Linked DNA regions of Mus musculus: regions 2, 3, 4, 5, 6 and 7 are each linked to region 1. The links are chromatin loops, found by intact Hi-C in ENCODE. Cell type or tissue: heart. All regions are shown on one strand. Region 1 overlaps Ext1 (exostosin glycosyltransferase 1). Region 2 overlaps Ext1 (exostosin glycosyltransferase 1). Region 3 overlaps Ext1 (exostosin glycosyltransferase 1). Region 4 overlaps Ext1 (exostosin glycosyltransferase 1). Region 5 overlaps Samd12 (sterile alpha motif domain containing 12). Region 6 overlaps Ext1 (exostosin glycosyltransferase 1). Region 7 overlaps Ext1 (exostosin glycosyltransferase 1).

Region 1 (4,000 bases):
ACATGCAGGCCAAAAAACGCTATTTCATCCTGCTCTCAGCTGGCTCTTGTCTCGCCCTTTTGTTTTATTTTGGAGGCGTGCAGTTTAGGGCATCGAGGAGCCACAGCCGGAGAGAAGAGCACAGTGGTCGGAATGGCTTGCACCAGCCCAGTCCGGATCATTTCTGGCCCCGCTTCCCGGACGCTCTGCGCCCTTTCTTTCCTTGGGATCAATTGGAAAACGAGGATTCCAGCGTGCACATTTCCCCCCGGCAGAAGCGAGACGCCAACTCGAGCATCTACAAAGGCAAGAAGTGCCGCATGGAGTCCTGCTTCGATTTCACCCTTTGCAAGAAAAACGGCTTCAAAGTCTACGTGTACCCGCAGCAGAAAGGGGAGAAAATCGCCGAAAGTTACCAAAACATTCTAGCGGCCATCGAGGGCTCCAGGTTCTACACCTCGGACCCCAGCCAGGCGTGCCTCTTTGTCTTGAGTCTGGATACTTTAGACAGAGACCAGTTATCACCTCAGTATGTGCACAATTTGAGATCCAAAGTGCAGAGTCTCCACTTGTGGAACAATGGTAGGAATCATTTAATTTTTAATTTATATTCTGGCACTTGGCCTGACTACACTGAGGACGTGGGGTTTGACATCGGCCAGGCGATGCTGGCCAAAGCCAGCATCAGTACTGAAAACTTCCGACCAAACTTTGATGTTTCTATTCCCCTCTTTTCTAAGGATCATCCCAGGACAGGAGGGGAGAGGGGGTTTTTGAAATTTAACACCATCCCTCCTCTCAGGAAGTACATGCTGGTATTCAAGGGGAAGCGGTACCTGACAGGGATAGGGTCAGACACCAGGAATGCCTTATATCACGTCCATAACGGGGAGGACGTCTTGCTCCTCACCACCTGCAAGCATGGCAAAGACTGGCAAAAGCACAAGGATTCTCGCTGTGACAGAGACAACACCGAGTATGAGAAGTGAGTAAGGGCTGCCTCCCTTCGAGGCTCGGCCCTGGGCCCTGGATACCTGAGTCCAGGTGGGAGGGTGGGGGATGCGGGGTGGAGACAGAAGCCCTCAGTTCTGTTGCTTCCTTGGGATCCAGCGGCTGGGTTCAAGTGTGTGGGGTGAGCTTGGGCTTCTCAGGCAAACTCGACAAGAGTACTCTCTCCAGTCAAGTTGGTGAAGAAGGGAATCTTCCTGATACTTTGAAAACCATTCAGGACCCATGTGTCTTTGGCGCATTATGGGGGCTCGGATCCAAGTTTTGGAAAGGGTACTAAAGGGTATTTGTGACGACTCAGAGAGACACATGTTCTACGCAAGTCCACAGACTCTGACCCCTGGGCTTTGTCTGTTTCTCTCAAGAACATGGGTACCTGTTCTCTGTGCAGTTGGCTAGGCTTAAATTTGCACCTTCCCCCCTAAGCTTTAGATTCTTGATTCCTAGAATATTTTCATTTTTACCTTCCCAACTTGTGACTGCCTCTTACTTCCTCTACAGCACTGATGTTTATGAAGGGTAGAGTGTAAGCTGGTTAGGGTCATTCATTCATTCATTCATTCCTATAAGCCCTCTCTTTCTTGGGGAAACTTTAAAATCTGGGCCTCAGGCCCACTGCAGTGAACTACCCTTACTAATTTAGATTTCCCTTTCTTCTTTGTCTTTATCTATTTGCATATAAATGTGGACTGTTACTCTTTGAATGGGCTTGAGATGCCTCCTTAGCCTCTGTGGAGGGGAGAGTTTTGTTTAGTTGCTAAGTAACTGAGTTGGTTACTTTGTAGCCCCTTTCAGTCTTCCTTTTCCTCGTCTTTCACAGTCGCTGACACACAGGATTTCAGGTCAAAGTTAGAATCCACAAATCTGCTTGAAACCGAGGCTGGCCTGTGGGTCCATCGGTCAGCTTCCTGATAGCTGAGGTCAGTGCCCCAGACTCACTTGTGTCCGGCTGGGAAAGAGTGAGCGCCTATGGTGCATTTCCACTTTACGCCAGTTAAAAACCAGAGCAGCCTTGTGCTAGCTACCCAGGGAAGGAAGGAGAAACCTCTCAGCTGAGTACAAGAGGAACTGGCAGAGGTTGGCAGATTGTGCAATTGATTCATGAAATGCAGAATAGGGGAAAAGGCTTCCAGATGGGGTTGGATCAGGAAGGGGTGGGGGTGGGGGTAACCGGGCCCTGAAATGAAAGGTGTGATTATTTATTGTCCATGGATTCCCTCAGACTCTCTGGTCTTGGTGGGAGTGATTGGATGGGATAGTAAAGTCCTCCCCGACTTGATCATAGAAGGGAGAGGAAATATCAAGCCTGGGGCTTCTGCTTCTGAGCCCCTTGGACGTTTTCCGTTTCAATCCTGGGAAAAGCCTGAGGCCAGGATCAATTGTGAATCCATCGTTCCTTTCCTCTTACACACGGAAGTTCTGCGTGAATGTTGAGTGTTGTTGTGACAGAGTAAAAATACTCTTTAACTGTGGTCAGAAAGAAACTGCTTTGTTGAAAGGACAATATACTTTGATAGATTCTGGGGGTGCTTGTGCCTTCTAGGAATTTCTTTGGCTGGCGTGAAGAGGCTGATCTTTTGATGGCTTCTAAAGCAATCTCTCCAAGCTTTATAGAAAGATCATGACGTTCTTCATTCGGAAAGAGCGGATGTTCCTTGTGTGTTCGACCCCCCCACCCCCACCCCAGATGCCAATTCTTTACATTTTCTATGGAAAACTTTTGTTTTCTAGAGAGCGGAGATGGAGAAAGGTGTGGTTGATTGGCTTCGGAGCAACTTTGTTTTGCTAATTGAATGTAATTAATTTTTCACCTTTCGGTCCTTGGGCCAAGAAATCTGACACCCTCCACCTCTTCTTGATTTAAGTTTAAAGACCACCTGGGACGGGGCCTCAGGATCGTCTCTGTTTGGGACTGTGGCATCCAGAAAGAAAACAAGTTTACTATTCTCCTGAGCAGGGTTTTTCAGGGCTTTCTGTTTCCTTTTACAATCCCGCTAGCTCTGATTTTGTTTACTAGGATGTGTTAGTAGTGCAGACTGGAACTCCTAGAGATTTAACTCCTTACCCATCTTGGATTGTCAGAATTGTTTACTCACAAATATTGCTGGGTGTTTGTTTGCTTTTGACTTTGGAATACACAGGGTGGAAATAAGAATGCAGGAATCTGGAAGCCGTGACTATACACCAGGCTACACCGATGCTGCACTCGGAAGTAAAGGGCAATGCAGAATTCCTCAGCCACACTGAGGCTAACCACACCAGACCCTTGGAGATGAGATGCTGAAGTCAGATCTGTGGAAGTGGTCCTTCCTGGAGTCATCTCTGAGTTGATTTTTACCCAGGGTTTAAGCAGTTTCCGAGGTGTTCTAGGCATTCATTTGGTAATGGCTTGTAAAGACGAGATCAATTTTCATCTACTTCTCTTCTGCATTAGCAAGTACCTATGAAAAGGTTTCAACTTAATTTGCCTCGGCAAGCAACCTGGTATGGGTTTGCTGGGGACACCGGATCTGATAATTAGATTGGAAATTTATAGCCCCTTGGTCAAGTTAGGCTACTAGAAGAACATAAGCAGATACTTCAACTCCAAGATATCGTGATGGTGTGTAATGTTGTAGGTCTCAAGGGAAGTGTCCCACTGGTGATTTTGTGAAAAGCACATGAATGTCACCGGTGCAGAACAGCTGGGTGGCATGAATGGGAATTACTTTTGCTCTAGAGAAAAAGTTCCTGCAAACTTTGATCCAGCTTCTCAATTACATTAAATATCATTTTTTTTCATAGTGCACATAATTTTTACTAGTTACATATCTTTTTCATTTTAATTTTTTCACTTTATTTCATTTCTCACTGTCCTGGAAGGAGCTCTGTAGAACAGGCTGGCCTTCAACTCAGGGATCCACCTATCTCGGCCTCCGGAGTACTGGGATTAAAGGTTTGAGCCACCACATCTGGCTTTCAGTTACTCATTATAACCGGTGTAGTTGGCACCAGCCGAACTGAGTCACTGCTG
Region 2 (4,000 bases), 79 kb after region 1:
CTCCTGATGTCTCCTCCAATGGCCAGGCCTCCTTTCAAGCTTCCTCTAGCCCTGTTTGTTCTCCCTTCTGCCTCAACCCTCTAGTCTCCTGAGCTGTTGTTACTCAGGCAAGTGTGTCTCAAGCCCCTTGCCCTGGATGCAGTGTCCTGGACTAGTTCTTGATAGCACTGATCAGCAGAGTCTTTGTGGTAAGTTAATAACTCTGGGGTGGAGAGATGGAGCTGAAGGCTCATGGAGGCAAAAGCTGGGTTCCATACCCACAACCTTCAGTGGAAGGAAAGAACCAACTGTTCAACATTCTTTGACACGTCTGACCTGACATGTGTCCTGGAAAGAGTTATGGTCTATTCTCAGGCTCTCAACTCCTCTCCCATCCCCTCCTTTCTTTGATTCCATTCCCATCTTTCTCTTTCTTTGTCTTATGCATGCTAGTTAGGCATGCACTTAAACAATCTGTCCCGCCTCCTGAGTGCAGTCCTATCTGGGCACTCCTGGCATTTCCCCCCCTCTGTTGTTTCTAATAGTTCTTGAGAGGACAGTCGTACTAAGAAGCCTAGCAGCAAAGCTCTGAGATGTCTTGGCAGTTACTAAGAATAGCTTCTGGCTTATTTTCCCACTCTTTCCTCCTCTGTTTTGTCTTAACTCTGAAGCATAAGAGCTCCCTCTTATCTTATTAACAAAATAATACATTCTCTCCTGGGCAATTACACGAGTGTATATGATCTCTTCCGACTGCCAGCCGTCTGTGTCTGTCCAGAAGTCAGCAAGGGGATGAAAAGGGTTCAAGGAAGGGGGCAGTAAGTGACAACAGAACACACTGTAGACTACTTGTCAGCCTGAGGCAGGTCTGATGTCCAGCATCTCTATGTTCCCAGCCCCGGAGTCACTGCTTCTAATGCATCATGGCCCTGGACCGTGAGAATGAATGATCAGTGGGAAGAAAGGAAGAAGTGCTTTGTATGAGCTTCACAGTCCCATCCTTTACCTCACTGGTCCTGGCCCCGACACTGTGGTTCAGGAACTGCTAGAGCCATGTATTCCTCGGTACTATAGCCACTTCTTCATGTCATTCCTATGTAGGCTCCTTCCTCCCCTCCTCAGCAGTAGCTTTTTATTTTTAGAAGTTTTTTATTGTTTATTGTTAGCATTATTTAAAGCAGGGTCTAACTCTGTGGCTCAGACCGGCTTCAACGTTATCATCTTGATGGCGCAGCTTTGGAGTGATGAGGCTGAGGTGTCCCATCATGCCCAGCTTCTGTATTAATCTTTGGTGATTGTGTTCATGTGTGCATATCTTCAGGCATACATGCTCCTGTGGGCGTGTACCTGTGGAGCCAGACGTCAACATTGTTTTTGAAACAGTAGCTTTGCCTGGAACTTGCTGATTAGGCCAGGGTGGCTGACCAGCCAGTCTCAGGGAACCACCTGCCTCTACTCTCCCTGTACTGGGATAATAAGTGTATCCTGCTGTGCTACCGCATCTGGCTATTTTACATGGGTTCTGAGGATGGATGGATTTCAGTTCCTCATCCGTGAGTGGCATGCACTACCCACTGGGCTAACTTCCCAACATTGGTGATGGAGTTGACACAGGAAGGTTAATCTGTCACATGGCTCTGCATCTGGATGTGATCATCATTCCCTTTGGAAGGCAGAGGACTTGCTTCTGATTCCCATAGCTCCTCTGTCGCCTGGGAGTCTTCTAAATGTCCTCCACTCGGCTCAGGGATGTTCCTACTTCGAAGTTGCCATTGGCCGACTAAGGTTTCTTCTGAGCAACGCCAGGGAGGGTGTCCCTGTTGTCCTCCCATTGTTCTGAGTCTGGTGACACTGTATTTAATTGCCAGTACTCAGGACTGTTATGCTTCGTAAGGATTACTGGGTTATTTATAATTAGTTCATTGTCTGTGTACCAGTAATGCTACTTGAAGTTCTGGAAAATAGTTTAATAAGTCTCCTTTTCCCTACTCAGAGCAAACTTCCTTTTTCAGTAGTTATTGGGAAAGTAAACTTTACCCTCATTTATCTCAAGCAACGTAACTCTCTTACTCATGAACTTTATATCATAGTCAGTTAACATCTAGGAAATAATGTGACCTTGCCTTGAGATGACATGTCATATAACATAGGTATTGTGTTGGTTAGTTTTGTCATCTCCACACAAACTAGAGTCACCTGGGTAGAGGGAAGCTCAGGTGAAGAGTAGGCTGATTAAAGTGGGTGCCTACAGCCCATAGTAGTCAGGGCCATTCCTGGACAGGTTGCATGGGTAGTGTAAGAAATCCACTGAGTAAACCAGGGAGAGCAAGCCAGGGAGTAGCAGTCCTCCATGCCCTCTGCTTCACCTCCTCCCTCCAGGTTCCTCAGTGAGGTCCTGTCCTCAATGATGGACTTGGGAGTGTGAGATAAATAAGCCCTTTTGTCTCAAGTTGGTTTCGCCAGCGTTTAAAGAATGCAACAGAGGACTAGCTAGAATGTGGATTAAAACTCTAGACCTAAGTCCTCTAGCCCTCCTACCCCCTTTCCTGCCTTTCCCTTGGCTTTTGATAAAACCATCACATTAACATATGCTTGGATGAAAAAACTCTATTTTGTTCATTAATAGAAAATATGGATCAAATTTAAAAAACCTTTCCTTAAAAATTGTACTATAATCCTTTTTGTATGATTGTTTTTGTTGTTTTGTTTGTTTTGTTTTGTTTTTTGAGAAATATATCTGTTTTAAAATAGGGTGCTGAAAGGTTGTGCCAAACTATTTGTTGGTTTGAGTGGAAGATAAACCATTTACTTTTTGGAGTATACACACTTGATATTGTGTGTATACTAATCGTAATGCACTGTGCCAAATCAGTGGGGGTGGGGTGCTTCAATGGAAAGCCTCATTCTGTAAATGTTTGACCATGGGAAAAAAATACAGGACTTTTTAACCTGCCTGGTTGCATTCCATAAAATAATAAATTAATGGAATTATGAAAATAACAGGGCTGGTGAGATGGCTCAGTTGGTAAGAGCACCTGACTGCTCTTCCAGGCTGCTCTTCCGAAGGTCCCGAGTTCAAATCCCAGAAACCACATGGTGGCTCACAACCATCCGTAACAAGATCTGACTCCCTTTTCTGGAGTGTCTGAAGACAGCTACAGTGTACTTACATATAAATAAATATTTAAAAAAAAATTAAGAAAATAACAGACAGTCATTATAGCCATTTTGGTCAAACTTTGGTAGTTCATAGTGAGGCCTCAGGGAAAGGAAGATGCATCTTTTAAACACGTATTATTTTTTCTCTCTCTTTTCCCAACACTATTTTTTCTTGTTTTCTCTCTGATACATTCTCATATATATATCAACTTCATAGACACCCAATAGGTTATTGCTCATAGGCAACATAATTGTACAGAATATAAAGCCTATGATTACAGTTTCATTGGTGGTTGGCTTGTCAGAGATTTTATGAGTCTTGAGACTTGCTTGAAAAGCATGGATTTCAGCCACGTTTCTGTTTGATTTCAGGTAGACCGTTCTTTATATTTTCCCTCCCTCCCTCCTTCCCTCCCTCCTTCCCTTTATCCCTTCATCCATATGTATATTATAGTAGGTTGATCAGGGCAACTAAATGACTAAGAGGATGGCGTGGATTGAGATAAACAGCAAAAATATTAGGATTTGAGAGTTGGAGGATGAAGAGTGACGTGTAGAGTACTGTTCTGGGGAACTCACACTTGCTTCCCAAATCCCAGAAGGCTGTAATAAAAGGGCACCTCTCTACAGCAGAAGGAAGTCGTTTAAGTTTGAATAAAAGGAAAAAGGATGTGTGTGTCCAGATGATAACAAGCAAATAGGATTCATCTTCCTGAGTATGTTTGTAGTGCTCAAGGATATGTGTTCTAGAGTGACTGGGACGGAGCCTGATAGCAGAGACTCCAGGATAATACAGGGAAACCCAGACACCTTCTCTAATCCTCCCGTCGGTCATCACCCACAGAAGGGATTCGATGCAGTC
Region 3 (4,000 bases), 120 kb after region 1:
GGGGGGGAGGGAAGGGAAGAGAGAGCTCTTCCTCTCCTAGAAATCAGAGGACAACTTCCAGGGGCCAGGTCCCTTTCTTTCATCATGTGGCTAACGATTCAGGTTTGGCAGCTTGTGCCTTATTTTGCTTAGCCATCTTTCCAGCCTGGTAGATGGAATTTTAACATGGTCCCCAAGACTTCCATACTCTACTAGACTCATACTCTCCAGTTGTCTTGTTGAATAAACGTATAAGGGCTACTCCGAAAGGATGATTTTGTAGATAAAATTAAGACCTTAGAGATAGGAATTATCTATTAGATTATTGTGACGAGACCTATCCTATTCTGATGATCTGGAGCCTTCAGAAGGTACTACATATGTCCTGCAGATAAGGATTGACATGGGCTGGAGCATCTCCTTGCTTTTAAAAAGGGAGAGAGTGGACAAGAAAGTCAGGTGTCCTCTGATAGCAGAGACTAGCTTTTAACTGAGGGCAATATGCAAACAGAGACCTAAGGAATTCTGCCACACCATTCCTAGACCGAGACCCATAGCTCCAAAGGACAACACAATTTTAACTATACCTTGTGCAATCCTGGGTGGTAGAGTCAGCCAAATTGTGTCTGTGAGCCAACAGTCAGTGGGTGGTCTTTCCAGTTGCTCTGTTTATGGTAATTGATTACCTTGGTGATAAAAACAAAACGTGTGAATTCTACCGTCTAGTTGTTGGATATGTTGGATGATGGGGGCTGGGGGTGGCAGCGGGTAGTGGTCATCAAGCTAGAAAGGGGCCCAGGAGATGGGGAAAAACAGAGGCTATAAGGGAAGCCATGTGAGCAATACAAGGGCCATTGCTGAGGGTTGAGGATGATAGTGGGGCAGGGGCAGGGCCATGCCGATGGGAGGACAAAGAATCAACCGAGTCTGAGTATGTATGAAAATGCCATATGCAAACCTGTTGCTCTGCATGCCATTTAAATCTTAAAAATTACAGAGACTATAAAGTTCTTCCTTTAAAAGGATCTGTTTACAGTTTCTGTAAGTGCAGAGAGCCGGTCAGTGCCAACCAGGAGGAACTATCAGCGTTGCTTGCCTTGCTCCTTAGGGACCCAGTGAAATGAATAGATAAAAAGGTTTTGTAATTAGTAGATCAACTGTTTATAAATTAATGGGTAGCTCCAAAGTACTACAGGGGACCCAAAATAGTTTCTGCCAAGTGTTTTATCTATTCTTGGAATGGCCTTATTCATGCATTATAATTTGCTTAGCCGTTCGTCCTCCATAGACAGCACAAAGATTAGTTACAACCTCCTCTCCTTTGAATACTGTAGTTTCCTTATTAGTAAAGTCAAACCTGATAACTTTTAAAAACAAACAAACAAACAACGGCAGCAGTTTAAAAACAAAAACCCATTTAGGAACATTATGATGTCTGCAGACATTTTCCTACGGACATAATACTCTTTAAGTCTGTTCACATCCTCATGGCTTCACTCTTGAGGCGTAGGCTCACCCAGCCTCTGGATAGAAGACACCATATTTGGGCAGTCAATAAACCTGCAAATGGTCCCTTGAAAAGGAAGCTACTGATGGATCTGGCTTTTCCATGAATGACAGCATAGCCACAGACAGCAGAGGACCGCTTCCTGGCCCACAGCAAACACCACCCTGCTGTGCAGTCCCTGCATGGGGCTGCCCTCCCAGCAGGGATGTGTGTTTCCCCGGGTGCCTGAGGACTGCAGCTTGGCCTTTTTGTTTACAGGAGAGAGGACAGTGACCTCTGTCTTCCAGCTGCTGTGAATGAAAACAGTGTTGGAGAACCAGAGTGAAGTTTCCACTTTACGAGTCACTGAGGGGGGAGGGGGGAAGGAATGGGCAATCTGGGTGGGGGTGGGGCATATTCTCAACCTTCCCTAGTGAAAGAGTGGGTGGGATAAAGTTCAGACCTTTGGATTAGAACACAGATGATGGGAAAGTGGAAAGAGACTAGTTCTTCAGCAAACTTTCTGGGCAGGCTTTCCATATATTGAGTTTGGAAGAGAAACAGAAAAGGCATACACACAGTTTGTAAGGACTTACTTTTTCAAACAGTGGCATTAATTGTGTACGCTTAGGGATGGGATTCTCCTCTCTCAAGGTCTCTCCCGAAGAGAAACAGCTGCTCATTAGCTAGCTTAGTGTGACTTAAAATCTGGAGGCTGTTCAGCACTGCTGTGTGGCTGTTTCTCAAGTTTTGCTTGGTGGTAACCGTCAAAGAGAAGCTCCTGTCCAGGGTCAGGGAATATGGACGGGGTGGATCCCTCCTGGGTCACCACCTCCTGCCAGGAAGCAAGCTGTGTGGAAGCAAGCAGTGGAAGCTTGCCAAAAAGACATCCTGATCTCGGCACTCCTGGAGCTTGCAAATACCAATTATTTTCAATTGAAAGTTAAATGCATAATTGTATACTGTAACCTTATCATTAGAAATTTGCAACGTTACCGATGACACAGACAGGGTACAGTGATTCAAAAATACCTGGGTTAGTCAGAGAGGCAGTGGTTTTAAGCTCTGACAATTCAAGAAGGTCTCCGAGGTGGTAGCTTTTGAACGGAGACAGAAAATCAGGATGAATCGGCCATGTGAGGAGATGGGGGTAGAGTTGTTCCAAATAGGCTGGATGTAGGCAGATGTAGACCAAGAGGTCAACAGGAACTCTCTGCACATGATCCTTATGACCCTCCTCTTTTCTTCATTCTTCTTGTTTGTTTTTGTTCGTTTGTTTGTTTTTTTAATTTCTTAGATTTATTTTTATTATTTTATGTGTATGAGTGTTTTGACTGCATGTGTGCACCGCTTTCTAGCTTGGTGCACGAGGAAGTGGTGAGCCTCCGTGTAGGTGCCTGGAATCAAACCCTGGTCTTTCTCAACAAGTGCCCCTAAGTGCTGAGCCAACTCTCCATCCCAGATCCACAGGATCTTTCTTCTCTAAGGTTACTTTAGAGCCCAGGTACAAGGGAGACATGGAGGTACAGACTCTGTTTTGCATTTTAAAGAACTGCTTGTTTTATTTGCTTCCACTAACCAGCTTCCTTGGTCCCCCCTCCCTACACTTTCCATCACCCTCTTTCCTTTTGGAGTCTATCAGCCTGTTTGTAGAGATCATGTGATCTTTTTGCATTTTAACCTAATAAAGCAATGTCTTACGGTCAGGGACCAAAAGCTGGGCCTGTCACTTAGAATCCCTTCTACTTGTCCAAGTGGCAAACCTCGGAAGCTTCTCTGCTCTGATATTTTGTCTCCTTGGGTCTTATTATATCTTGCCCTATCTCTATGGCAAGATTGCAGGGAATTATCAAACCTAAAAGCGGTCTATCAGAAGTGCAGTTTCCCCTCTCATACTTACTGTAATGTGTGGATTAGTCATGGAACTGGTTGGTTGGCCACAAACCAGACCTAGCCTTCCCAGTGTCTCTATTTTCTGGAGACAGTCAGTAGAAATATGTCTCAGGAGGTCAGCACTAAGAGTGTGACTCATGTAGCTAAGACTCATCTGTAGATAAACACTTCGGAGCTTCCCTTGCTGTCCCACCACATCCCCAGAGAGAAACAGAACCTTCTTCCTGTCCCACTCCCCTGTCTCACTTTCTCGTATTGAATGTAAGACTTGCATTTACTTAGTTAATGTTTGTATGTGGACACACTTTTTTGTACCGTGAAGTCAGTTTTCTGATGGTCAGAGAACAGTGTTGGGGAGTTCTTTCTGTCTACCTAGTGGGACCGGAGATCAAATGTAGTTTGTTGGCCTTGCTGTCCATGGCCTTTACCTGCTGAGCCATCTCACCAACTCCACGGTGTTTCCTCTCCCTTTCCTTTCTTCTTTTCCTTCCTTCCTTCTTTATCCTTTCCAGAGTTGTAACTTAGAGAGAAACTTTCAGATAAGAAGTACTTTTGCATAGTTAAATACAAACATTGGACTCCTTAATGTATCTCAGCATTTGAAATTAAGATTCCAAAGGGGAGATTTATGGCTGGGGGAGG
Region 4 (4,000 bases), 210 kb after region 1:
AGAATAACTTTATCTTCTGAGCGATGTGAAGCAGCTGGGAAAGGCGGCAGTGGTTGGCTCTGACCAAGCTCAGGGTTCCTGGGTGCCTGTGTGTAACACCTCTGAACTCTCTGGCTTCCTACAAGACCACAGCAGAGCTACTTCTCGCCTCCTCAGCCTATCTTGATCAAGGTGTGCAGAGGTGGCAGGGGGAAGGAGCTAGGCTATGGAGCAGGGGAGAGTCCCAACAGGGGCTGTGTCTGTTTGAAATTTCCCTAGAAAGTCCATCGTCTTGATTGACTGTCTTTCTGGTGTCCATGTGTAGAACCAAAACTCCTAAGGAAGATGGCATCTGGCAGGAAGATCATGTATTGGCCTGTTTATTCTTACACTCAGTGCCAAGTCATAGATTGTCTTTTTAGAACATATTGATCCTCACTGCCACTAGAGCTATATTCACCCCTCCCCCAAAGCCTAGACTTTAACTCCCTTCATAAAGCACATCTGGATGTTATGAGAATGACTTTGTAAACACACTACTGAGAGGTGCCCTTCTGGACTGTACCAGGTAGGATCTTCTTGCATCCAGGGCAAACCACTGAAGCTTTCTCTGCAGTTTTGTTTCCTCACCTGCAAAAAAAAAGGAAATTGATATAATGGTGCTTGCTTTTATGCTTACTTTGCAAAGTAAAAGAAGTTTCCATATACAAGAAAAAAGTAAAAAGCAACTGCAGAATTAAGCACTTATTAGCCGTGTGTGTGTGTGTGTGTGTGTGTGTGTGTGTGTGTGTGTGTGTGTTTCATTGATTTGCCTATGTTGCCCCAAGGTTGTGTGTTAATGGATGGGAATCAGAGACACTCACTGCCCTCCCTCCCAGACAGTTGTGTTTGGCCCTACCACTTACATTCCTTTCTCCACCAGTACCTCCACCCCCCACCCCCACAGAGACTGACTTTGTTTCCATTGTTCTTGCATGTGTGGAGAATGCTGCAACTTGCCACCCAGCATTCCTGCGTTCCACTTTTTGGATTGCTCTTCCCTTGCCCCTGGAGCTGTGTTCTCCCGCAGTCCTTAGACCTTGTCTTCTGCAGAGAGGGCTTCCCTGGTATCTGTCCTCATTAGGATACTACCCCCCAGCATCTCTAGTCACATGGGTGGCTCTTTTGCTCTCATCCCAATGTGTAGTTGTACCTTCCATTTGCACATTGTCAGTGTGTACAGTCCCTGTAGATGGGATGTTCTGCAGGACATATTCTGTTTCCTTTTGGGACCTGTGGGATATCCAGCAGCTATTTCCAGGGGTTAGTGGGCTCAGAGCGAATAGCCTCCGTACATGTAGGCTCAGAGGATGTGTAAGTTGACTAAATGAGATGTAGCCATTCCAAGTAGTAGGAGTGATACCTTTCTCCTTTCTGACTGGTGGATCATGATCATCCTAGCTACATTTATTCCTGCCCCCTATTTTTCTCAACCTTCTAACAGGAACGAAAAGGAAGCCAACAAAATTACCAGACACCCCTTTTAGAGAAGGGGTGTCTCTCTGCATTCCTACTTGGTATCTTTTTTGATGGTTCGGAGGAGGAAGCAGGGTCTTACAGCCTTTCTCACCAGACCAGTTCAATGAGGACACTTGCCATATGGACGTGCCCCATCTGCTGGCTGCATCTGGTGCCTACATTCACAGTGGATTGGGAAGCCCTGTGTAGTAGCAAATGCTGGCTGCATCATCTTTAAGAGTGGCCAACGCTATACAAGGCGTTGGAACCAAATTGGTGGTCCTGCTGATGTCCAGAATGACCATGAATCAAGAGTTTGCTTTTGGAACACACATTTTCATAATCACAGCAGCAGACTGAGTTCATTCAGTAAGCATTACCAAGGTTCACACTAGGACACAAGGGATAAAATGCAGAGTGAAATGCCATCATTCACTGTTTTGTTGTTCTCTGTATGTATTATGTGGACCAAGGTTACAGCATGTAGCAAATACCTTCTGTGTGAGACAGATGACAGACAGAGAGATGTGGCACTCTCATGCCCCACCCCCCCACGCCCCCCCCACCCCCGCTTTCGAGGTGTGAGGGGACTTCCTTTGTGAACCGTAAGTTTTAAGATAACAATTTCAGACATCTCATGGAATTTTCTGGCTTTCTTTTCACAGCCCCCAAATAAGGACTTAAATTTCCTATAAGGCTCAATAAATAGATAGAATGTGTTGCTTTGCATAAATAAATATAACTATATTAAAGTGGCAGGCTGTTTCCTTTGTCAATAAATGTTTTATGTCGTAGCCTCCATGCCGGAGTATCTCGTGTAAATTATGGATTAGACTTGGAGTAGCCCAGCATGGGCTGCCCGTTGAGTGGCAGCAGGCCGCTCTGTGACATTCACAGATGGTTCTCCACTGCAGACTGGGCTATAGATGCCCATGGTCTTATATTCAGGGCAGGAAAGGAGTTTGAGTGGGTAGAGGGAGGGAAAGAAGCCCTTGGGAAAGAAACCCAATGTGTTTGTCTCTAGTATGGCTAATTTTACAGACCACATGAAATGTTTTCCTACCAAAACAAGTACTTGGTTGTTGTTGGAGGAGGCATCTCTTCCCAACATCCCGTCTCCTATGAGTCCTTTCTGACGTCTAGCCACTTCACCTGGATACAAGGCATTACTATCACAGTAGTTACTATTGTGATTCAGTAGTAACTATTGTGATATATATCACAAGGGTATCTATTGTGATAGTATACTATCACAATAGCACAGTGATACAGTATCACAATAGCACCTGGCTCCTGGGGACAGGTAAGGGACATCACAAAGGAAGCAAAGATAGCTCAGCACTTGCCAATTCTCTCTGAGAAAGTGCAGCCCAGAGTTCCTGGAACTTCTCATTTGTCATAAGAAGTCTAAGATCTCAATTTTGATAGGAATTCTGCTAATGTGAAAATGTTATCGGGGCCTATCTGGAGTGAACCAAATGTATCAGTGAGCAGTGCTGTACTCTATCTAATCGGTGGCCCAAGTTAGAGCCCCTGTTAAAAATTCATCTCTGCTGTGTATATACACATCTCGTGTTTACAAAGGACACTACTGAGTCACTGCTGTGTGGTCGGAAATATGTTACAATACATACTCAATAAAATCAAGACAGCTCAATAGGAAAGAAATGTACAGTAGTGTCCCACAAGAGTAAAGTCACTGAGCACCCTTCGTTGGGAGATGTTTCCCTTCCTGAGTTTGCTTATGCTAGGGTTGAAATAGCCCAGAAGTAATATGTGCACATAAACTCTTGTCCTGAATTCAGTTGGGTATTTTTTTTGTCTTTAATTTCTATTATTCTATAGAGATTCATCTATCATCCATTTGGAATTAATCTCTCCAGTATCATATCCTTCAGATTTCTACATCTGGATAAGTAAGAATGATGTTTGAAATCTTAATCTGATAAATAATTCTGAGGTTTGTTTTTTCTTGTTTTATTTTGTTGCGTTGTCCCTGTTTGAGGTCAGAGCTAGCTCTGTAACCCATCTGGCCTTGAATTTGTGATCATCTTTCCCAGCTTTGGTACTGTGATTACAGGCGTGTGCTACTATGAGTAGCCTTCTCAACCCTTCTATTATTTCCGTTAAATTTGTTTTGTGAATAAGTAGCCACTGACTTAATCTTCCTCATCATTAACACATAGTCTCTAGTAAGAAGACTCCCAGGGGAGTAGGGGAGTAATCCTGATGTCTGGGGCTTGGGGCCTATGTGATCCCTGGGAGGATTTCACAAGAGTGGGTGAACTAAATGAACATACCTGCCATGTTTAATGGTTGCTTGCTCGGAATAGTTTACACAGATGACCATATTGGGGGAGAAGGAGGGAAAGGGGGTCAGAATATGAATGTACCTGGAAATCAGCACGTATGAGTTCTATGTTTTAAGATTTCATGGTACTTTATTTGTATTACCCATGAGCACCATAATCTTTTGTGTGAATGATGCTTTGAAAGAGATTATTTCTACTTATTTCTGCATGAC
Region 5 (4,000 bases), 350 kb before region 1:
TTCGAGAATGGAGCTCTGTTCTGAAGCTGGGTGGTTACTAGGAGGACTCTCATAATGTAGTTTCCTTCACTAACCCCATTCTGCAGAGCTCCATTTTTTCCTTAATCCATAGTTTTTCCCCCAAAAAACATCATGGGCCACATTTCTAAACACTTCTTTAAATATGCAAATGTTCTGAAAAAAATCAAAATACAAACACAGTAGGTAACTCATTAAAATAAAATTGGAGTTTTACATAATCAAATAGTCTTCAGTGATGATTCTGCGAATGCATGTAGATGGTATGTATTTGAGGCGATGGTACGTATTTGAGATGGATGCTACAGCGAGGGCAAGCAAGCCTGGAGAAGTCAAGCAAGGTCCTGTTGGCTGAGAGGTTCTCCTCTGATTCTATCATATGTTGGTTGTCCTCAGTAGCACTTGGCCAGGTTAGCCAAGCCTCAATAAATGAATCTGTATGCCAGAAAATGGTTTGATTTTCACTTAGGACAATCTCTACAATCTGGAATTTTGGCAGCTGTACCATTTAGCTCAACAAGCTCTATGTTATTTTAGATGAAGCCCAGTCTCGGCTATTTGATTCTGTTCACGTTTAAAGGTTTCTTTGAATCCAGCTGACTCCCAAGGGCCTGTTAGAGGCAACTGAATAGAAGGGCAATGTCACTAATTATTCTGTACCAGAATTTGAGTGATGTTCCCTGACTTGGAGGGGTTGAGGGGGAGGCGGTAGGGATGGAAGCATTGTCTGGTCAAAGTTCTTTCCCTAATCTATTAGCTTAATTAATAGTAACAATTACTGTAGTTAGTAATCAGGATGCTAATCTATTCTTATAATGTTTTCTGTTTTTCTTTACGTCCCACTTTTCAATGTCATCGCACTGGTTAAGATGAGTAACTGTGTCTTTGTTTCCACTTCAGTAGAGCTGTTAAATTAGTGAACCCAGGTTCCCTGATTTGCTAGAAAGAAAATCTGATTTCTCCTTTTCCTTTTACAACTCCGTCCACTGATGTCTGTGCTTTGCTGAGATGTGGGGAATGTCTAAGAAAAAAAAATAGCCATCCAGAGAGAAGGGAAGGGGCACACTGAACGAATGACATTGAACCATAACTGCCATGGAAGGCCTCTCTTCCTCTCTTCGCTCTCACACGGGACAGGCAGACAGTTTGAGTCAGAGCTGCCACTTCTGCACATGGAATGTGTCCAGGAGACTTGGCTGTTCCACATGTGTGGGCAGATTGGACAGCTCATCCTTAAAACATACTTAGGAATGGAGACTGTTTATCCTAGAATGGGTTACTAAAAGCCGTAGGCTAGAAGGAAATGTAATGCTACCAAAACCTCATCAAGAGTCACCTTCCTGGTATGCTCATCTTGAACAAAGAGCAGAAGCTACACATTCTCCTTTAGTCAATTTTTTTTTCCAGTTAAGTACAACCTTTTGTCAAAAAGTGGTTTTGCCTTTCTGTTATTTTTATAACATAAAGTAACTGATTATCCCTAATAATGTACATGTACACTCAAGGATTATCTTGTTATCTTTATCCTTTAAAGTAGTTTATCCTCAAATTATCCGAATGCAAAAGGAAGCATGGCCATGGTGGCCGTGTGCATCTTTATATCTGTCTTGTTCTGGGAGGGTACAAACTAAAACATAAAAGATCTGAAATACAGAGCTGTGTGGTGGTTCTCAATCTGTTTGAGAAATTATCCTTGGAAGAAATATTTGCGAAGGATTATTTACCTGCTTTGTCCTAAAGACTTCTCCTCAGTCTTTGTGGGCAGGACACTAGATGGTGAGTAGTTTGCAGTTCTCTTGAGTTCCTCCAGGGGGAGCAGTTACACCAACTAACGGTAGAGTTGGCTTTGCAATAGCTTTCTATAGAGTGATAATTAACATATGCAGAGAAAAGGTTTGTTTAGACCCACATTTTGAAGATTCAGTACAGAAGTAGGCAGACCCATTGCTTTGATCTTCTGTGGGTAGACCAAAGGATGGGGAACACTGGACAGAGCATCCACGCATCACTTACCTAGAGAGCAAAGCTGGGCAAAGGCGGAGGTTCCACAGTCACCTTGAGGGTACATGACAATGACCTACGATCAGGCTCCTGTTCCCACCTTTTAAAACTACCATCTCTGAACAGCGCCACTCGTGCAGCTACGTGAGATGGGATGAGAGACGCTAGTAATATTCTTTTAAAAAGAAATTTCTCCTTAGTCACACTGGACTCTAAATTGATCAGCTTGCTGTCCTTCTCTGTTCCAGAAGTGTGATCGACCTGGTCAGTGTCCCTGCAAACTCTAGAACACTCTGCTAGCTAGGCCTTAGGTACGTAGTATTCACTGGGACATTCTGTGGTGATAGAACCTAACCTTAGCAGTGCAGGCTTATGGAAAATATGAAGGGATTACCTCCCCATTTAAGGGGTCTCCAGTGGTCTTCCTCATCTATACCATGAACCCCACCCTTTAATATAAAGCTACTTTTAGTAATAGAATATATATTGAGCCTAACATTTCAAAATGAAAGGGCTGGTTGAATTCTATTCAAAGACTTCCAGAGTAAGAGTAAAGGTCAGATACTAAGTGTGCTAAATTGAGATGGATTAGGTATGAAGTAGACTATTTCTCAGACTGATGCTGAAAAGCTATAAAGGTATTCCCCACTCCTTTCTTTCTTAAAAATGGTAGGTGAATACTGAAACGTCACTAAGATGTTGTAGATTTGTTGTTGTTGATGATGATGATGATTTTCTTAAGACAAGAGTTCCATGTATTCCATGTAGTCAGGAATGTCCTTGACCTTCTGATCTTCCTGCCTCCAGCTACTCAATGTTGGGACCATACATGGATGTAGTGTTTCAAATAGAACCAAGGGCTTTGTCTGTGTTTGGCATGCATTTTGCCAACTAAGTTACCAGCCCAAACCCATGTTTGGCAGGTAACTGTTCTCAACCTCTCCTTTTACTTCACACATAATAATTTTCTACTGGACAGAGTTGAAACAATGAATTAATAGTAATTTTTCTCTTTACAATTCTTGAAAATAAAGTGCCCTTCCTTGGAAACTGCAATCTTAGAGGGAAAATGGTCTTGTATTCCGACTCAGAATACAGTAGGAAGATGTCTGTAGAGAATAAATGTTTGCAAACTCTTTATTTAAGTGTGCTTTAACCAAACACCTAGTAAGAGTTGCAGTTTATTAATGAGTTGCAAAATTTCCAAGTTGGGAAATACAGCTATGCCAATGATTCATCATTTGGCAGACAGTCAAGCCTGACAGCCATTGTTTAATAACTTTTTATCCATTAAAAACTCTGATTCACTGCAAACATCCGAGATTTCAGCAGATTACCCCCCACCTCTTGACCCTGCACCAAATTGCTCAATTATGTTCTATAAAGAGTTTTTATTATTCTTTCAAATTTGAAGTAACAGGAAAAACGATAGTAAGCCATATTACATATATTCTCTTGTTCTTACTGGTCTAATGATGCTCTCAAAAATCTATCGCTCATTCTGTGCCTACTCTGTTTATGTGCTGAGTACCTATTATCTGTGTATGAAATTGGGCTAGGCGCTACCAGGCCTGGGATGGAAAATAGGATGCTGTGTCACTCATTTGACTATCCTGGCAGGTCAGTGAGCTCTGGGCCTTCACTCTATCCACCTCCCTGGCTCCAGGACTATACACAGCACTATGTTATATTTTCACAGGGCCAAGGACATGCTTCTCAAATTTCCACAGTGCATCATATAAATCTCTCTTCCAGCATCCTCACTTCCAGGTGACATCTCCCACACTTATTTCACTGAAAGCTGTCTCTCATACTTTCTACCTAAAACCCTTTGTCACATCTGTCTTCTAAAGTCAATGCCACATGAACCTCTCTCTTGGTAACACATTCTGATGGTTATCTGTTTCTACATAACAGAAAAACTCAAAAAAACAAAATCTCAGAACGTTTATAGGGAAGACATTTTAATAAAGCTCTGCTG
Region 6 (4,000 bases), 110 kb after region 1:
TTAGTGTACAATGGAGATTTATAAAAAACAAACATGCAGGGTGAGCCTGGTGGTGCACACTTCTAATCTCAGCAGGTGGATCTCTATGTATTTGAGGAAAGGGAGTTCTAAGCTAGCAAAGCTAAATAGAGTGAGATGTTCACTCTCAATAAAACAGGAGATAAAAAGCAAGCACAATATGGTCATTGTGCCGTGCTGGGAAGTGGCAGTCAGGGCTTCAACTTTATCAGCCCTTTAGTGTAGGGAGAGAAAGCAGAAGGGGACTTCCCTTTCCCATAACTACTGACTTTCACTGCAGTTGGGGCTGAACCACGGTGATCTGGATCGTGGACATCTTGGCATCTGATTCTCCATCTTCAGAGCTGGGTAAGATCATGAGAATAAAATCAGTGTTCAGCAGGCTGGGTCTCAGAAAAGAGCACTCATGGAAAAATTTAGCCTTTTCTTCAACAAAACAAAACAAAAACATTAGTTGCTTGGCTCAGGGTGGGTAGAGGGTCAGTGAAAGAGGAATATTCAGTTGCATTACAATAAGCCATTTCAAAAAACCGACTGTTTCCCATTTGCTTGTGGTTCTTCTCTTCCCTTTTCCAATTTACTTGAAGAACTGTAGGAATAATGTAGTTTTACAAAATGTCTCAGATGTTCCAATATGAAGATTTGTTTTCCCAGTTACTGGGCTGCCTCACAAATTACTATATGCTTTGCCAGCACGAACAGCTGTTTATTACAATGATGGATTTAAGAGAGGGGAGAACATTAAGTATTAAGATTGCAGATACCTTTGCTTTGTGCCGTTCAGGGCCCTGGCTGAAGAGCATGGGTGGGGTTCAGCTCATCTGAAGTTATAGTAATAGAAATTCTTATGCCAGGGTGGTGGCGCACGCCTTTAATCCCAGCACTCGAGGAGGCAGAGGCAGGCAGAGCTCTTGAGTTTGAGGTCAACCTGAGTTTTAGAATGAGTTCCAGGACATCCAGGACTACACAGAGGAATCCCATCTTGAATACAAAACAAAACAAAACAAAACAAAAAATACAAAATGAAATAAATAAATAAATAAATAAATAAAAATAACGGTGTGACTGTGACCACTTCTTTCCCATCACAAAATAGGTTTTGTTTTGTTTTAAAGACAGCCCGTCACCTGGCTGTCCTGAAATTTATTATGTAGAACATGCTGGCTTTGAGCTTACAGATATCTGCCCCCCTCTGCTACCCATACTAGGAGTAAAGGGAGTGTCACAGTGCTCTGGTTTAAAATCTGTGTAGTATAGTTCCTGTCCTACTTCTTGTGGTGCCAAGAGTTTATACAATGCCTGTTTGAGGAAATGGAGTGACACAGACCTGTGATCTTCATGGTAATATATATAAGGGTTCCATGCAGACAAGCACTAGGCTATCTGAACAATTGATACAGTCCTGAGTGATTGATACAGCACATACAGTGTGAATATGCTGGACTAATTCAGAATAGCACGCAACAAAACTCTTGGAGATGCTCATTTCTGAAGATTTCCATTGAATATATTCTGTTGTTTTCTGCGGGCTCTTGAAGCTTTGGATGATGGGAGTTAGCTGCGTATTTGCGTTGTCCAACAGGGTGGCTAGTAGGTACACAGGACTCTTGAGCAATTGGACTATGAGCCATGCAAGTAATTAATTAATTAGTTAATTAATCAATCCAGGTCAGGGGCAGCTGCCTGAGGATTCCCATTGCTGAGGAATGACAAATTTCTAGATAGACATTAGAGAATGTTCATATCTGCAACCAGTCTGGCACAGTTCTTCCCAGCAACCCAGTCCAGACATTCACTTGTTGATTCTGCAGACAGTGCATCCTGTGTACCAGACATCATTAACTTAGAAGATGGCAGTGGACAATAAGGATGCTTGTAGTAAAGTAGATGAGAAGGTAAGCTGAGGTTTCTATAAGACCATCTATAATGTCTCTGGCATGGTTCTGTGAGGAATGCATACAAGGGATAACTGGGTCAAACATGTAAGTCCCTTTGAGAAAGTGTTGTGAAACTGGATCTTAGCTCTAAGCCAGAATTTTAAGGCATTTTTCTTAGAGGTGGGTCCTTTAGGCAATAAGGAAAACAAGAGATTAAAAAAACCAAACACAATATGGTTCTTGTGCCGCACTGGGACGGGGCAGTCAGAGCTCAAACATTCTCAGCCCTCTAGTGTGGGGAGAGGAAAGCAGCAGGACAACAAGCTAAGCTTTTTTCTGGAGACTTCCCCACCAGACAATGCTTTTTTTGTTAGAGAGAGCACTGTAACTTCCCCAGCCAGCCACATCTTTCACTTGGAACGAGCTTCCCCACCCACACCATGCATATTGAGAACCAGGAACATACCCAGCAGGTCACCAGTCCAGAAAAATCCATAGCTCAAGGGGATATCATTGATGAATTACAGGCAAGTTGCCTGTCAGCAGGAAACATGGATTGGATTAGAGACTTCTTCTACCATGCTGGTTTTTCTAAAGAAGATCTGGCTCCAAAACAAAGATGCCTGAACACACGGTCAGCACTGAAAACAAATATTGATTGGCCCCCCCGTGGAGGAGCCAAGCTAGAGTGGGTCGGAGGCTGATGTCAAAAAGTGCTGGGGTGTGGAAAACCATTACTGTGCTGATGGGTCAGAATGCTAGCTCCATTTATTTGTAAGATCGCAGGAGTGGGAGGGGATATTTAAGTGGTAGAAGGAGGAGGGCAAAGGAGATGGTTTGGGTGGACACTCCCGTGGGCCTTACTTCCTATGGGCCCGTCCTCCTTGTTGCCTGCTCTGCATTTTCTGACTCGATCCCTTCCCACTCCCCTTTAAAAGTGCTGTGCAAGATTCACTTAATTGAAAGAATATGTCCAAACAGCTGATGCTCTGTAATGTTTAGATTCAGGATTCAGACCATAGGCTTGGTGTTCTTATTATGCCGGTAGGAAAAAAAAAAACCATGCTGGTTGCATCTGATTTCATCTGTCTACTGGGTTAGAAGTACTGTGGTCTCTGCCAGATGTACGAGATACTGTAAAAGGAGCATTTTCTCTAGTGAATCAGTCTTCCTAGCGCCGTAGATGTAGCTTGTCTGAAACAGCTTGTTCCTCTGTGGACGAGGCTGGCTTTGGTTCAGTCTCCTCTCGTGAAATGTAGAACTGCAGAAGCCCAATCTAGAGTTCTTTCAATGAAGACAAACAAACAAGCAAACAAAATCTTCAATTCAAAGCTTGCATTGAAACCTACGGTTTTGTTGCACATGGAGAGCGACATTCTCCAGAAGTATCTCTAATGGTGGAATATTCTAAAGGTACAGGGCAACCATTAGCCTTGGGTTGATATTGAATATTGAAATGTAAATAGTGCGAATGAGGTCTAAATTCCTAAAAGGTAGCCTTGCGTGGTCCGCCATCCCGAAGCCCAGAGCTTGGGTCTGCGTTTAGAGGATGTGTTAGCAGAGGTAGAAGGAGCACTTTGTCAGTGCTCTCACTTTCAACAGCATCTCCGTTCGAGATTCATATCTTTCCTTCCTTCATATTCTAGAAAGAAGCAGCGGTGGCCAGGCTGCCACCAGCAGGGTGCAGGGCTGAGGCTAGAGATTGCGGAAACTGCCATTAAAATACTGCCATTTTAACTCTGTCGTTCATTTTCCTAAAGCACTCCAGCCAGACATGCAGGCCTTTGGCAGTGGGAACCATATCCCCTACCCCTGAGGAGCCTCTGGTTCACTGCAATGCTGAAAGTTCTCTGTCTGACATGTTGACTCAGCCTTAAATAATATTGTTACTTAACTCTGCCAATGAGTAGACATCCAGGTTTCTCGGGCTATACTGCATATCCCACAAGGACAGAGGAACAGATATATACGTATAGGCCATGGTATCTAGCACTAATATGGCCATTTCTTCTCTCCATAGAAAGCATATGCAGTTGTATGCTGATCACCGCTGTGCCTTTTGCCCTTGATTTCTCTGAGTGATTGAGTTTTGTGCTTCAGGTTGG
Region 7 (4,000 bases), 84 kb after region 1:
GGAGTGGAATGTGGCATAAAAGTTGAAATCGGTGATACGTAAAGAAGGGACCATGAGGTGTTCTTTCCAATTCCAGCAAGGCTGAAAACATGAAAATCTCAAATACTGTGAGGTTAACCACTTACTTACCTTTCCGGTGACTGCAGAAGCGGAGATGGGCCTGTTATCTCAGCTAGTAATTTCTGCATGAAATTCTATTAAAACCGTCTTTGGGTAGACTTTTTAGAAGGAGTCCTACTGAAGCCCCGAATACAGAATTTATATTCACTCCCTTTTTTAAAAGACCTGGCAACTTGCTTCAGAGACACTGGAGGAGCCTTTGAAACGAGGGCTGCCTGACATTTTTGGGTGTCTTTTCAACAATGGGGTAGTCAGAGGTCTGCAACATGAGAACATAAAAGAACCATTTCCCGTGTGTTGAATTTACTGCTTTTGGTTATTAGCCACTGCTGGCTTCAAGGCTGTGCTGTTGGTGCTTCTGTGGGCCGGACGTGAGTACCTCATCTCTGCCACTTTCCATTGTTAACTTTGGGAAGACTCGTTTAACCTTTGCCTTAATCCAACTATAAAAGCAGGATGCAGACACATGTTTAACAGTACATCAAGTACTTAAAATAGTGTCTGGCACCCAGAAAAGATGTCTTTTCCTCTTAACTTGTTAGAATGGGACATAATGATAGGGAAGGAAATAGTCCGCCACCCTACAGCCTTGAAGGCATGGTTGAAGGTCATTCTGAGGAGCCTTAAGCATTCCTTTTCCCAGTGCAGACGATGAGAGATGCAGGATCACAGGACACGACTCTCCCTGTTCTACAGTTTGTACCCATTATTGATTGTGTGGTGGCTTCTAACAGTGTAATGCTGGCTTCTGCACTTTAACGATTATTCTTCTCGTAAGCATGTCTCTGCCTCACATTCTGTTTTCTATACACAGGCATCCTGTGCACAGTGGTTCCCAGCACTGTCTAGAGATAAATGCTCGTGACTTCAGTCTCCCTCTACGGAAGACGCCATTCTGTCTTTCTACCACCTCTTTCCTTTCCTGTCCCATTGTCCTGCTTACCACATGAAAAGGACCAAGGGTGGAAATCAAACGTAGGAAACTAACGGTTTCAGAAACGAAGGGCTGGATTTCTAAAGCCTTCATAATATATTATTATTTTGATATTTTTGTGTTTGGATCTTTAAGGTTTTTTTGTTTGTTTACGTGTTTGTTTTCATTTTTATTTTTTCCTCCTCTGCTTCCAAAGTCTCCAGAAGCACGTTGGTCATGGTTTTACAGCTTTGCAGTGATGGGTGCGATAGTTGCTTTTTTTTTATTGAACCATAGATTGCAGCATTGTAAAGCTTACTCATTCGGAGGAGGAATGAAGGCCATTTTTAATTGCACTTGGGAAGTGGGACAGTCTTATTAAATTAAACCTGCATCTGTATTGAAAGGAAGAGAGAGAAAACAAGATTGTGTTCTCTTTGGGATTTGGAGTTTCCCAGAGCTGGAGTGAACTCAGGGCTGCATGACAAAAGCTGTAGCTCCAGTCTCTTGGGATTCTGAGTCAGAATTTCCTCAGTCCTGTGATTAACCACATCTACCCATAACCATGACAAATTAACCAACCAGGGACACACACACACACACACACACACACACACACACACGTGCTTACAGCTAGGAGAGTGGCATAGAGAGTTTTATAGTAAAAACATCTATGGCTATGCCTGTCCACTTTGTTAGTTTACTAGGACGGCCATGGCAAAAGTCCATGAAAATCAGTAGCTTAGGCCACACCAGCCTTATGTTATAGAGCCTAGAGGTCTAAGACCTGGGTATCTGCAGGCTGCTTCCTTCATCCAGCTGACAGATGCCTTTTCCTTTTCTCTGCTCCTTTGACCTTCCTTGGTTTACAGAACCTTTGTCCTGTCTTCATCTTCAAGTCAGTAATGCATTCAAGTTTCCTCTCTCTCCTCCCCCCCCCCCCCCCCTTCACTTACAGGCTCATCCAAACCCAGACTTTCTCCTCTTGTAAGGACGTGAGTCATATGTGTTTCAGGGCCCATTCTGCTCTATCATAACCTTTTAACATAAGTACTCTTATATAACAATGCTCTTATTTCCATACAAAATCACAGTCAAGAGATAATGAGGATTATGGCTAGGAGAGGGACATAATTCAACCTCAAACATACTTGTGAGTTTGCCTTTCTTGGTATTCCTCTGTGTGTGTGTGTGTGTGTGTGTGTGTGTGTGTGTGTGTGTGTGTGTTTTAGTTACAACTTTCTGTGATAGGTTGTTGAGTAGTTCTCACAAGTATTGAAATTGCTTGGAAGGGGGAAAAGCATTATGCAACGAACGGCACTAATTTCCGTCTTGACATTTCAGGGAGCGATTCTGGAAAGTGAGGCAGCTCTGAGCCAATGCGTGGAGGAGCCTGTGCGAGAGAGCTCATTCCTTTTGTTGCATTTTTTTTTCCAGAGATTCTTTTGGCAGCGCTGGGCCCAGTCCAGATGCCTTCCACGTCAGGTGGCTTAAGCATGTGTGTGCACGATTGTGTGCAGGGTTGTGCGCAGCCAATTACAGTTGGAAACAGTTGCTTAGCCAGCAATTAGGTTCCTTGCCGTCTAGAATTACATTGCTTTAAATTAAGATTCTGCAGATTTGAGTTGCTTTGATAATTTTGCAAAATCCATTTTGAGGTTATAGCTAAAAATGTAATCTTCCAATTAGGAGGGTTTTTTTTATCTGATACCTGTTTTGTTCATTAGGCTGTGGGCCTATTTTAATTTTTTTTTTTTTTTTTTGCTTGCTTTATAAATCAGTCGCAAGAGTGTAAGTCAGCCAGAGGAAGGGAGGGGAATCCTGTGTCTTTGGCCCTAAAGGTGACTTTCCTAAGGAGCCGATTCAGTTTTGTTACTTTTTCTCTTCTAAATGCATCATATAGTTTGTGTGTGTGTTTCAAGTAAAGCCCAAGGTTTTACAAGAGGCAAAACCTCTCACAACTGAACTCTGTTGTTTAAATATGAACTAGTATTCTATTATTAAACCAGGCCAGCTGAGACAAGCTTTTTAATTAGCCTACAAAAGAGAGGAAACAGTGTGAGGCGAATGAGGTAGTTTTACTTAGGAGGAATGTCTTGGAGGCTTAAAAACCGTCTTCCGCTGACCAGATTTGGATCCATTTACACTAAAATCTTGACTTTGTTCCCTCTGACGATTACCTTATCTCTGTAAATGCACTTACCAGTACTCGAGGGCACAGAATGCTACGAGCCACAAACATTGTTAAAGTGTACTAGGAAGTTGACCAGTATGCCGTGTGTCCCCGGAATTCATCTTTATGGTTTCTGCACGGTGATCCTGTTCCTTTGAACCAGCACGAGGAAGAGACTGAGCCCCACCATGATCGAGAGGCCTGCTGCTGCCTGTCTAGTCTCTAACTCACTATTCTGTGATGGTGGGAACCTTTGGCTTGTTGTTTTTTTTTGTTTTTTTTGTTTTTTTTTTTTTTTTTGTGTTTGTTTGTTTGTTTTTTTGAGACAGGGTTTCTCTGTATAGCCCTGGCTGTCCTGGAACTCACTTTGTAGACTAGGCTGGCCTCGAACTCAGAAATCCGCCTGCCTCTGCCTCCTGAGTGCTGGGATTAAAGGCGTGCGCCACCACGCCTGGCTACCTTTGGCTTGTTGTATGCAAGCAGTAAGCAGAGGTGAGTTTGAGATGAGTTTGCACGTGCTATAGGTTATTTTTTCCTGAGATGATTTTTTTGCGTCTTGTTCACTCTGCGGCAGCTTGGCGTAGCTCCTGAGAGAGTTGAGCCTTCTGGTTGGCAAGGCTCAGAGCAGAAGGTGACCTCAGTGGGGCTAGTCCTTCAGCCCTTGCTTCCCCTCCCATCTTCCCACCACACTGAAGTCCCTTTTGTTCTTTGAAACCAACTCTGCTTTTATAGATCTGCAAGGCCTTGTCCCCATTGTGCATCTGGATGGTGTCTGTCCCCTTTGGCTTATTACT

What was found. Hi-C counts contacts between places; a loop is a spot of excess contacts. Peaks named below come from ENCODE experiments on the same cell type or tissue, not always from the same donor. Only the 100,000 strongest peaks of a DNase experiment are listed, where the experiment ranks them.
Region 2: a loop joins it to region 1, with 2.7 times the contacts of the local background. A loop is called at or near these places in 10 of 42 quality-filtered maps.
Region 3: a loop joins it to region 1, with 2.9 times the contacts of the local background. A loop is called at or near these places in 8 of 42 quality-filtered maps.
Region 4: a loop joins it to region 1, with 3 times the contacts of the local background. A loop is called at or near these places in 23 of 42 quality-filtered maps.
Region 5: a loop joins it to region 1, with 5 times the contacts of the local background. A loop is called at or near these places in 18 of 42 quality-filtered maps.
Region 6: a loop joins it to region 1, with 2.5 times the contacts of the local background. A loop is called at or near these places in 9 of 42 quality-filtered maps.
Region 7: a loop joins it to region 1, with 3 times the contacts of the local background. A loop is called at or near these places in 9 of 42 quality-filtered maps.

Annotation. Positions count from the first base shown.
Region 1 is chr15:53,341,366-53,345,365 of GRCm38, reverse strand. It overlaps Ext1 (exostosin glycosyltransferase 1), which reads left to right. Exons shown (of 11, transcript NM_010162.2): 1 at 1-964. The coding sequence starts at 3. Among named protein-coding and RNA genes, the nearest start is that of Ext1, 2.8 kb to the left of the region's middle. In heart, a CTCF peak has its summit at 1,979; DNase peaks (open chromatin) are centred at 945 and 1,975; H3K4me3 peaks cover 3,651 bases; H3K27ac peaks cover 2,862 bases.
Region 2 is chr15:53,262,274-53,266,273 of GRCm38, reverse strand. All of the region lies in intron 1 of Ext1 (exostosin glycosyltransferase 1), which reads left to right. Among named protein-coding and RNA genes, the nearest start is that of Ext1, 82 kb to the left of the region's middle. In heart, no CTCF peak of the experiment used is centred here; DNase peaks (open chromatin) are centred at 1,733 and 3,917; H3K27ac peaks cover 1,336 bases.
Region 3 is chr15:53,222,063-53,226,062 of GRCm38, reverse strand. The region is part of intron 1 of Ext1 (exostosin glycosyltransferase 1); the gene reads left to right. Among named protein-coding and RNA genes, the nearest start is that of Ext1, 120 kb to the left of the region's middle. In heart, a CTCF peak has its summit at 1,741; DNase peaks (open chromatin) are centred at 1,692 and 2,292; H3K4me3 peaks cover 242 bases; H3K27ac peaks cover 941 bases.
Region 4 is chr15:53,126,388-53,130,387 of GRCm38, reverse strand. All of the region lies in intron 1 of Ext1 (exostosin glycosyltransferase 1), which reads left to right. Among named protein-coding and RNA genes, the nearest start is that of Gm41323, 190 kb to the right of the region's middle. In heart, a CTCF peak has its summit at 1,633 (motif pointing left); a DNase peak (open chromatin) is centred at 1,637.
Region 5 is chr15:53,686,689-53,690,688 of GRCm38, reverse strand. All of the region lies in intron 3 of Samd12 (sterile alpha motif domain containing 12), which reads left to right. Among named protein-coding and RNA genes, the nearest start is that of Mir28c, 74 kb to the right of the region's middle. In heart, a CTCF peak has its summit at 1,822; no DNase peak of the experiment used is centred here.
Region 6 is chr15:53,235,955-53,239,954 of GRCm38, reverse strand. All of the region lies in intron 1 of Ext1 (exostosin glycosyltransferase 1), which reads left to right. Among named protein-coding and RNA genes, the nearest start is that of Ext1, 110 kb to the left of the region's middle. In heart, a CTCF peak has its summit at 2,206; no DNase peak of the experiment used is centred here.
Region 7 is chr15:53,256,957-53,260,956 of GRCm38, reverse strand. All of the region lies in intron 1 of Ext1 (exostosin glycosyltransferase 1), which reads left to right. Among named protein-coding and RNA genes, the nearest start is that of Ext1, 87 kb to the left of the region's middle. In heart, no CTCF peak of the experiment used is centred here; DNase peaks (open chromatin) are centred at 1,566 and 2,456; H3K27ac peaks cover 445 bases.